Linked DNA regions of Homo sapiens: regions 1 and 2 are each linked to region 3. A link is a contact called in ENCODE Hi-C or POLR2A ChIA-PET data. All regions are on one chromosome and are shown on one strand. Each heading gives the region's core, a stretch centred on a gene start or an enhancer-like site at or near the end of the contact. The rest is flanking DNA. Distances are from core to core; before and after follow the strand shown. Region 1 holds the start of SERHL2 (serine hydrolase like 2). Region 2 overlaps SREBF2 (sterol regulatory element binding transcription factor 2). Region 3 holds the start of TCF20 (transcription factor 20).

What was found. A loop is a pair of places that touch in the nucleus more often than their neighbours do. ChIA-PET counts read pairs that join two places held with the same protein, here RNA polymerase II (POLR2A). Pooled maps may share reads with other maps.
Region 1: a loop to region 3 is called in a map of ascending aorta, with 4 times the contacts of the local background. The contact joins the promoter of SERHL2 here to the promoter of TCF20 in region 3. A Hi-C loop is called at or near these places in 2 of 168 maps with a recorded cell type or tissue (ascending aorta and chondrocyte) and 4 of 50 pooled maps. POLR2A ChIA-PET finds 5 or more read pairs at or near these places in 1 of 52 experiments (GM12878).
Region 2: a pooled map shows a loop between it and region 3 (2.1-fold over the local background). The contact joins the enhancer-like site here to the promoter of TCF20 in region 3. A Hi-C loop is called at or near these places in 1 of 50 pooled maps. POLR2A ChIA-PET finds 5 or more read pairs at or near these places in 2 of 52 experiments (GM12878 and activated B cell).

The regions. Positions count from the first base shown.
Region 1 is chr22:42,552,706-42,555,936 of GRCh38, forward strand. It overlaps SERHL2 (serine hydrolase like 2), which reads left to right and starts at 1,251. Exons shown (of 12, transcript NM_014509.5): 1 at 1,251-1,337; 2 at 2,233-2,382; 3 at 2,527-2,640; 4 at 2,959-3,000. The coding sequence starts at 1,316. RefSeq lists a silencer at 794-1,193.
Region 2 is chr22:41,860,644-41,864,260 of GRCh38, forward strand. The region is part of intron 1 of SREBF2 (sterol regulatory element binding transcription factor 2); the gene reads left to right. Among named protein-coding and RNA genes, the nearest start is that of SREBF2-AS1, 28 kb to the left of the region's middle. RefSeq lists an enhancer at 2,008-2,508. Within about 2 kb of position 1,613, at least 11 of the 41 ENCODE cell types and tissues checked have a DNase peak (open chromatin) inside an H3K27ac peak, as active enhancers do; they include GM12878, where a contact is called at or near this core.
Region 3 is chr22:42,268,675-42,272,172 of GRCh38, forward strand. TCF20 (transcription factor 20) reads right to left here and starts at 1,979. Exons shown (of 6, transcript NM_001378418.1): 1 at 1,665-1,979. It also overlaps the pseudogene OGFRP1. RefSeq lists an enhancer at 733-792 and silencers at 1,123-1,362, 1,503-1,562, 1,623-1,772, 1,913-2,072.

The DNA of each region.
Region 1 (3,231 bases), core at 1-2,500, 280 kb after region 3:
TAACACGGTGAAACTCCGTCTCTACTAAAAAAAATACAAGAAAAATTAGCCGGGTGTGGTGGTGGGTGCCCGTAGTCCCAGCTACTCGGGAGGCTGAGGCAGGAGAATGGCGTGAATCCGGGAGGCGGAGGTTTAAGTGAGCCGAGATCGCGCTACGGCACTCCAGCCTGGGCTACAAAGCGAGACTCTGTTTCAAAAAAAAAAAAAAAAAAAAAAAAGAGAATTCACTACCAGTACTTGTTCTTATTTGTCCTAGACTTGCCACTGTTTCAGACTCAAAGGGTGCACTTTCCCTCTTTCATTGTAGGATTTAGTGCATGAATCTGCTCACCCCAAACATCCTCTTCATAACTTGGGGTTTTCGATCCTTTCCAGGCAGATATTGTTTATAATCCCTCACCTGGAGGGTTCCTCCACGTCCCCAATTTATACATTCATTTGTTCACCTGTACAATTTTTTTTTTTTTGAGACGGACTCTCGCTGTCGCCCAGGCTGGAGTGCAGTGGTGCGATCTCGGCTCACTGCTGGCTCCGCTCCCCCGGGTTCACGCCATTCTCCGGCCTCAGCCTCCAGAGTAGCTGGGACTACAGGCGCCCACCACCTCGCCCGGCTAATTTTTCGTATTTTTAGTAGAGACGGGGTTTCACCATGTTAACCAGGATGGTCTCGATCTCCTGACCTTGTGATCCGCCCACCTTGGCCTCCCAAAATGCTGGGATTACAGGCGTGAGCCACCGCGCCCGGCCTGTACAACAATTATTAAGACTGGCTTGTGCCAGGCTCTGCTGAGAATCCCAGGACACGGTGGGGACACGGTGGACGCAGGCTGTCCGTCAAGGGGGCTAGTAAGCCACTAAACAAAGGGTAGCCTTCAGCCCTGCGGCGCGGGCCAGCGAGCATTCAGAGGCCCAACTCGCTGTGGTTGCTCCCCGGGTCTGGTCCCGCGCGGACGTGGGGGCGGCCATCAGGACTGCCCGGGGGTTGGCGCCCTGCTGGGTTCCAAGCCGGTGGGCGCGGACAGTGTGGCGGGAAGGCCGGGCCTGGCGGGTGGGGGCGCGGCCTGGCGGTGGGGGTGGACCTTCCTGGGGTGGAGCCCGCGGCTGTGGGAGCAGGGCCCGCCGGGGCTCGGGCAGGGCGGTGGGAAGGCGGGGCCTTCTGAGTGGGGGCGGGGACTGCTGGAGTTGCGGGGCCTGCCTGGGGTAGGGCGGGGCAGGACAGCTTGGAGATAGGGCCCGGAATTGCGGGCGTCACTCTGCTCCTGCGACCTAGCCAGGCGTGAGGGAGTGACAGCAGCGCATTCGCGGGACGAGAGCGATGAGTGAGAACGCCGCACCAGGTCTGACGGGGAGGCCTTGTGCGAGCGTCCCACTGCCCACCCACCTGGTTGGGACAGTAGAAGAGGGCGGGATGGAGTGGAGGGTTCGCCGACCGCGTCGCCCTCCTGGGTGTCGCAGCTCCTTCCTCGGCAGTCCCGGGGCATGAGAGCGCGACCGGCCAGGAGTTGGGGGACCCGGGACACGGCCGCACGTGGCCTCCCAGGGTTCCAGGAGCCCCTGAGTTAGCCGAGCGTGCGCGTGGGTGTCGGGGGTGCGCAAGTCTCCAGCCTTGCAGAGACGGAGGAGGCTGCCAGATGTGGGGGCGGTGGGGGTTCCTGGAGTCCCACCGCCTGCCCTAAATTTCCACTCCGCCCTTGTCGCCCAGTGTGACCTTGGGCATGTACTGCAGCTCCCAGTGCCTCAGTTTCCTGCTCTGTGGAGGGAGAGTGACAGTGGTCCCACCTGCTGCGTGTATGAGGGTTTGGCACCCCTCTGGCCTTTGGGAAAGGCTTAGGAAACGGGCTGTTTCTTTACTCCGGTTTTACAGGAAAGGAAACAGGCTCAAGACGTTTTAGTAACTTCTCCAAGGTTACCCAGCCAGCAAGTGATGGGGTCCAGGCCTGACCAGCGCCCCCGCCCCAGCACATTCTAGAAGGTTCTGCCCCAGTTTAAATGGGGTGCATGCTCTGAGGCCTGTCACAGCTTTTTCCGGCTTAACTTCTCTGTCCCTCCTCTGGGAGTCTCCACTCCCATGTCTGACTCTCTCCCCATAACCTTCTGGGGCAGCTAAGGGTCTGAGTCCCTCTGGACATGAGCCCCTGGCTCAAGCACATCAGGCAGAGATAAGGGGCTCAGGGAGCACCAGCTTCATGGGTGAATGAATGAAGGAATGAAAGACCCGGCTGTGTCTTTCAGGTCTGATCTCAGAGCTGAAGCTGGCTGTGCCCTGGGGCCACATCGCAGCCAAAGCCTGGGGCTCCCTGCAGGGCCCTCCAGTTCTCTGCCTGCACGGCTGGCTGGACAATGCCAGCTCCTTCGACAGACTCATCCCTCTTCTCCCGCAAGGTGTGAGGCTGGGGCTGAAGGGAAGGCCAGGGGGAAAGTGGGCAGGAAGGTGAGGGGGGAGGTCTGCAGGGGAATGAGGAGGGCGGGGAGACAGCTGGCATAGACACCTCTTCCTACCCTCCAACCCGCTTCTCTCTGTTTCAGACTTTTATTACGTTGCCATGGATTTCGGAGGTCATGGGCTCTCGTCCCATTACAGCCCAGGTGTCCCATATTACCTCCAGACTTTTGTGAGTGAGATCCGAAGAGTTGTGGCAGGTAAGAAACAGAGTGTGTATTTTCGGCGGTGTGGGGGGTGCTCTAGGGCACCCCCTCTTATCACTGGAGGCGGGGTAGGATCCAGGAAGCAGCGCTGGCCTGAGAGTGGGGCCTGGGCTCTGGCCCCAGGTCTGCCAGCAATTCACGGGAGATCTTGGGAAAGTTGAAGAGTTCGCTTCCTCCAGTGGGTCCCCCAAGCTAGTGTCCTGGGTGGACACCCCAGATGCTGGGAAGGGATTTCCTGAGCCTGGGGACTAGAAGCAAGATCGTGGGCTGAGCCTGTGCCCAGCCGGACCTTCTGGCTCCTTGCATTTCCAGCCTTGAAATGGAATCGATTCTCCATTCTGGGCCACAGCTTCGGTGAGTACAGTGGCCAGGAGCTGACCGGGCCCGGAGTAGGGCTGGGAGGGAAGGATAGGAGCTGCTGCCCCACCCCTTTCCCCTGCACTTATGAGATCTGCAAAGAGAGATGAGAGGGTCAGTCAGAGGTTGACCACTGTACCCTCTGACCTCAGGCAACTGCCGCAAGGGACACAGGGATGAGGGAAATGTGGTCTTTTGAGTGGTCAGGTCTGATGAAGGGGACATCAT
Region 2 (3,617 bases), core at 363-2,862, 410 kb before region 3:
CAAGTCAAGAGGATCGCTTGAGCCCAGGAGTTTGAGACCAGCTTAGACAACATAGGGAGACTCTGTCTCCACAAAAAAAAGATTTCTTTAAAGTTAGCCAGGTTTGGTGATGCATGCTTGTAGTCCCAGCTACTCAGGAGTCTGAGGTGGGAGGATTGCTTAAGCACAGGAGGTAGAGGCTGCATTGAGCCCCACCACTGCCTTCCAGCCTGGGCAAGAGAGCAAGACCCTGTCTCAAAAAAATAAAAAAAAAAGATAAGGCTGAAAAATTTAAAGCAATTTTTCATCATTAAGTTAAACAAATTTTAATACACTGGTACAGTACAATGGCACACAGAATGATACCGTGGGACTCTGAAAAGGATGATGTTACGTCTGTAATGGTTGACACTGAATGTTCTTCATATTTATTAACCAAAGGGAACAGGGTGCAAAGTAGCATGTTCAGTGTGATCTCATTTTTGTAAAACAATTTGCATGCATGTGCATGCTTAAGTGTGCAAGCAAGCCTTGTAGAGGAAGAAATCTGGAAGGGCACACATTAAAACATTGACAATGGGCCGGGCGCTGTGGCTCACGCCTGTAATCCCAGCACTTTGGGAGGCCGAGGCAGGTGGATCACAAGGTCAGCAGTTCGAGACGAGCCTGTCCATTGTGGTGAAACCCCCTCTCTACTAAAAATACAAAAATTAGCTGGGCATGGTGGCACGCACCTGTAATCCCACCTACTCAGTGGGATTACACCGGGAGGCTGAGGCAGGAGAATTGCTTGAACCTGGGATGTGGAGGTTGTGGTGAGCCAAGATCATGCCACTGCACTCTAGCCTGGGCAACTGAGTAAGACTCCATTTAAAAAAAAAAAAATTGACAATGGATGACTCAAGAATAGTGGAACTGCTGGATGATTTTTATTTTTGTTCTTTTCATTTATATGCTTTCTAAATTTTTCTTTAGTGAATATATTACTTTTATGATTTTAACAAATTATTAAAAACAGGGCCAGGCGCAGTGGCTCACACCTGTAATCCTAGCACTTTGAGAGGCCGAGGTAGGCGGATCATCTGAGGTCAGGAGTTCGAGACCAGCCTGGCCAACATGGTGAAACCCTGTCTCTACTAAAAATACAAAAATTAGCAGGGCGTGGTGGTGTGTGCCTGTAGCCCCAGCTACTTGGGAGGCTGAGGCAGAAGAATCACTTGAACCCAGGAGGTGGAGGTTGCAGTGAGCCGAGATTGCACCACTGCACGCCTGGGCAACAGAGCGAGACTTTGTCTCAAAAAAAAAAAAAATTATTAAAAACATTGTCTAACACAAGGTGCATAATAAATACAAAATATAAGAATAAATGACCTTTGTAAACTAGGTTTCCCAGCCCCTAATAGGGCTGGGTAACAAATACCTGTTAAAGGATTATTGACTGAATCTGTAATTTGGAGAAACTGTAACCCTATTTGGAGGCTTCACATTCTTTATTCTTGACCAGAATTAATTTAACCAGATTTCAGGTTACCTCATTCTCAGGTAGATGCTGAAGGCTGAGCTGAGCAAAGTGATATTTATGTTACCTCCAAGCCACAAGCTCCATAAAGTTCATGTGAACTCAGGGTCTCTTTGTGAGTCATGGGGCTGCTTGCAATGCACGGATGATAACAGGAACCTCTAATTTTGGTTATTTGCTTTTAGAGACCAGAACCCAGATACAGTTTCCTGGGGCCTCACCTACTTTGTTAAGCAACTTAGCTATAAGTTTACAAAGCAGCTAAAAACAGGAGCAGGGGAGTGAGATGAGCTTGAGCGTGCCAGCCTAGCTCGTGGGAGGCCTGTCTCTGGCCCTGAGCTTTGTGGCCTGCCGTAGGAACTGGAGCTTCATTTTCAAAGCTCCATAAAACTCGCCTTCTCCCGGGCCTCCCTTTTCTGAGTTTCATGGCTCTCTGTGGAAATGACAGCCTGTGTAATCACAGAATGTGAATGATCAGAGCAGGGAACAGTGAGGAGCCATTAGGACATTCCCATGGGTGTAGCTCACAGTTACAAAGCACAACTACACCCTGGTTCTCCAGGCCTCCTCTTTCCTGGCACCGCAGACCAGATGGGGTCCTGGAGAGGCTCTGCGTGCCCTTCTGGAGCTTCCCATCACTCCTTTCTGCAGATGTTCATCTTAACAGCCCCTCTGTGCCACTCAGCCCAGTACCCGGCTGCCCGGCTGACTGGAGATGGCTCCACTGGAGCTTTTTGTGTGTGGGTTGAAAGGGACTTTTTTATTTTAATTTAAGTAGTCTCATTCCATCTGCCTACACACTCTTACGCTTCGTGAACTAAGCTTTCTGACCTGTGTAGGTTACTTCACCACACCAGCCCATATCTTTCCCACAAAAGGGTTTCAAGAGTACTTGACAAAATGAGATCAGTGCACCCACATGCCTGTGTAGTGGGTGCTCTGGAAGTACCGCCAACATTGACCTGCATAAGGGTCTACCCTTCACCAAGCACTTCGGATAAATTATCTTATTAATCCTCAGGGCAAAGAGGCCAAGTGTGTATTTTCAAAGCAGCCTTTTGTAGTGAGGAAACCAAGGCTTAAAGAGAAGTATCTTGCCCACGCTCACACCACTGATTAGGTGGGCCTCCAGAGACTCACACCTAGGCCTGACTACCACCAAAGCCTGTGCGCATCTATGAGGCCACCCTGGCCTTCTGCCCTCCTTAGCTTTCCATGGATGGAAACTGTCGGCCAGTGTGTGATATTCTTCTGGCTCTGTGTTACAGCCCTCTGTATTGATTTCTTACAGAGTTGGGATTTTGGGGGAATTCTAAAAGGTTCAACAAATTCTTAGATTTCTCTTAGTCATTTTCTTAAAGCATTTTATAATCTTGTACTTGGAGTGTGTCAGCACTAAATTATGTTTTGTTTAAATGTACTGAATTTGAGGACATTTCTCAGTTTAATCATGTCACGGAATTGGAATTGGTTAGTACAAGCTGCAATATCTGTAGCAATCTGCCCATTTCTCCCTCGCACAAGGCTGAGTGAGGACAGAGCTTAGTGTCAAGATGTTGGTAAATAATACCACTATGTAGGAATGTAGTCTGGTGAGATGCTGTTTTTCCCAGCAGGTTTAACTGACTGAATACTTAAGGTGCCCAGATTGAAATGCAAAGCTCCAGTTATCCCATATGGAGACTACACTAGAAAGCCCCAGCAGCTTTATTTATTTACATTTATTTATTTATCTATCTATTTATTTATTTATTTTTTGGGACGGAGTCTTGCTCTGTTCCCTAGGCTGGAGTACAGTGACGCAGTCATCTCGGCTTACTGCAACCTCTGCCTCCTGGGTTCAAGCGATTCTCCTGCCTCAGCCTCCCGAGTAGCTGGGATTACAGGCACCCACCACCATGCCTGGCTAATTTTTGTAGTAGACAGGGGTTTTCACCATGTTTGTCAGGCTGGTCTCGAACTCCTGACTTCAGGTGATCCACCTGCCTTGGCCTCCCAAAGTGCTGGGATTACAAGCATAAGCCACCACCCCTGGCCTATTTACATTTAATTATGATTTATTTTTCCTATCCTTCTGCAAGCATATATATATATATATATATATATATATATATATATA
Region 3 (3,498 bases), core at 729-3,228:
CACATTTTCCAAGTAGACAAATATTCTCTGAAACATTTTCTGATAACTTCTTTCACAAAGACAAAAAATATGTTAAGGTGCATTCCACCTAGGTCAGAATAATACACTTTCTGATCTGAAGCACAGAACAGCAAGTGGGATTTCAAAAAAGAGCGTACCCTGACCAACTTTTATGCTCTGTTGAAGGCAGAGGCTGGAAGCTTAAAGACAGGCTTTTAAAAGCCAGCTAAGGTACAGTCTGCATTTCTCAGAAAAGTTGCCTATGGCTAAAACAGAGCACAAAATGAGAGATAAAAAAGCAAAACCACAAACCCCTGTACCGTCTGACCCGGGAGTCCTCACTTAACAGATGAGAAAATTACCAGGGAAAGTAACTTGCCCTGGGCTGCAGTTTATTTGGCGTCAAAGCTGTAAGCAGATTCCTGGTCTCCCAGGTCGGAATTCAGTGTAGCTTCCCCATCCACCTAACTGCCACCCCACGGAAGATGCTGTATAAAACTCTTCACTCTTCACTGAGGCTGTTAACATAAGGGTCCAATTATCATTCAAAGATCAGCCTGTTAGATAATAGCTCGAAAATTCCATCCATTTTACAGCAGTTACCAGAGACATCTAATCTTCGAGGAAAAAAAAGCAAAAAGGAAAAGGGGGAAATCCTAATTTTGACCTGACCCCTAAGGTCAAACTAAAGGATTGAATACAGACCAGCAGACCGTATTGGTATCCGCAACCACAAAAACAGACAATAATCCCACCCACAAGCAGAGGAAGACGGCCGCTCCTCGGCACCGCCCCCCAACTCACTAAATTCCACTCCCATTCCGGCGTCCAGAGGACAGTGCACCTCCCGCCGTAGCCTGAGAGGGATCGGCCCGATTGGCCACGCTCCTTCAAACCACCACTTTCCCCCGAAAAAGGGACGAAAGCCTCAGGTCCCCAAACGAGCGCTCCCTCGCCCAGAGACCCCGGCTTGCACACCCCGCCCTGTTCCCCGCGGCGCGGGAGGAGAGGCCGCCCCACACAGGAAGTGTGTCCTGCGCCGGGACCTTGCGCCCAACCCGCCGGTACCTGCCCTCCGCCCCCAACAGGCGAGAAGCAGCCGCGTCCACATGGCTTCAGGTGTTCACATGGCAGTAAACGGGCCCCTGCTCTCCTGGGCGCCCCAGCGCGGCGCCCTCCCGCCCACATCCCGGCCCAGCCCCGCTGGCCTCGCCTCCAGCCCGTAGCCAAGAGGCGAGCGCGGCCGGTGCCCCCGGGGCTGCCAGGGGCCCCGAAGCAGGCGGCGCTGACTCCCGGACGCCGCCCGCTCACACCCGCCGCCTTTGCACCCAAGGCCTCGCGCGACCAGCAGGTAGACCTTCCCTCCGCACCCTCGGGCCAGCACCGGCACCCAAGCCCCGCCGGAACCCCGGGCCGGCCCAAGACACCTTAGCCCTCTGATGCCAGGCCTGGCCCGGGCCCCTGCCCGCACTCTTGGGTCGGGCCGGGCAGCAACACTCCCCTCAGCACCCCAAGCCCTGACTCGGAGTCCAGGAGGCTCCGCACTCCCAGGTTGGGTCCGGCCGGGACCTCTGCTCCCAGCCCCCGAGGCCGGACACCCCGGCCCGGCCCCAGTCCTTCAGGCCCAACCCTCTCCCTGCCCCTCAGGCCCGGGAGGCGGTTACCTGCAGGAGCCCCCCGCCCAGTCCCTCGGCCTCCGCCGGGGGCGGGCGGGGAGGGAGCGGTGGCGACGGCGGGCGGCGCTGCGCGGGGTGGGGGTGGGGGTGGCTCCGCCGCCTCCAGCTCGGGCGCCCGGGCCGGCGGCGGGGCGGGCCGGGGCCGCGGCCCCTCGAGGCTCGCTCCGGCCCGCGCGCTCGCTCCCCGGTCAGGCGCGCCTCAGGGCGGGCTCCCCTGGCGGAGGCCGCGGCCGCCTCGCAGGGGCCGAAAGCGGCTGGGCTCGGGGTTTTTTCTCTCCATTCTCCCAACACACAGGAAATAACAGAGCGTCAGGTGACGGCGCGCGGCCAATGGGGAGGCTCCGGGCCGCGGCGCGCGGGCGGGCGGGAGGGCGCGCGGCGGGGCGGGGCGCGCGGCGGGGGCGGGGCGCTGGGGGCGGGGCCGGGCGCGCGCGTGCCCACCCGCGTGCGGCGGCGTCGAGGCTGGCGCGCGCCGGGTAGGGATCGCGAAGACCCCCACCTCGCGGCAGGGTCGCACGGGGTTCTCCTCTGCGGCCGCTGGGCGCCGCGCGCCACCCGCCCAGTGCCATCTTGGCCTGCGCCTCAGGGCCGTCTTGGGGGTGGACGCGAGCCAACTTTCTGGGGGAGTTGGTGGCCCGGAATCTCTCTGGGATTTCTGGAGTTCCCTGGAGCCTCCAACTCCAGAATCGCGCCTCTTGCGGCCCGGGAGGTCCGCGGGCGAGGACCCGGTCTCCTCTCGGTGACCTGTTTAGTGGGGTCGGGCGTGGGGGCGGCTCCTGCCCGCCAAGAGCCCTCTGGGCCGGGGGCAGCCCAAGACCTAGCTGGTCCCGCCTGGGTCCCTGGCAGCCCCCGCCCATGGGTTCCAGGTGTCCGTGGAGGAACGACTTGGGTCCTCTCAGAGCCTCAGTTTCCACCGCGGAAAACGCGAGGAGGGAGGCCCACCTACCTCACCTGTAAAACGGACGCTCCAGCTGCCTTCTGCTGCGGCATTAAGAAGCTGCAATGCCAGGCTGACTGCGCCCAGGGTCCCGAATTAATTTGCCGATAAGGCGGAGGATTTGCGGTGCCAAGGCCTCAGCTTGTTCCCAGCCTTCCTTTGCAAACCTGATGTTTCTAAAGCAAAGGAAGGGCTTGACTTCTTTATAAAGAAAATCGCAATTGTAGAGCAACTAATATGTAGATGTTGGTGCCCCCACGGCCATCAAAAGTGACAAGGCCAGCAAGAGTAGGATGCGTTGAGAATTTGTGATCCTGCCCCTGACCTTTGACCTGGCCAAATTCTCCTCCCACTTTGGGCCTCAGTTTCCTGTGGGTGAGGAGAGTTTGGATTAGATGTCCCTAATGTTGGCTAAAATTGCCGATTCTAAATTAGGCTCCCATCTGTCCTAGATGTTAGGGGAGTATGTGGCTTCCTCTCCTGAAGCAACCCAACTTAAAAGTTGGGATTGGAAAAGTGCTTCCGGCAGCAGGTGGGGATTGTCAGGAACCAGGTGTGGTCTGGAACCCAGATTTCCATATATTTGAGGTACACAGCTTCCCGGGGCCTGCTTTTACTTTTTGACCTTTCACCCCACCTAGCCATTGCCTTTTCTCAGGCTACCCAAGGAGGGTCTCAGGGTCCCAGGCAGAGCCCCAGGTGGTCCTGGGCCCCTTGGCAGGAGCATGTACTTGGGGAAGGCAGTGATTTCTCCTGGCTTCTGTCCAATCTCACAAAGTGGGGGCTGGCTCCAAAGCAGGTCAGGACTATTCCTGGGGACTTGATTCCCCAACACCTCCTGCATGCCAGGCTCTTCCGGGGCAGAGCTGAACAAGCCACGGGGCC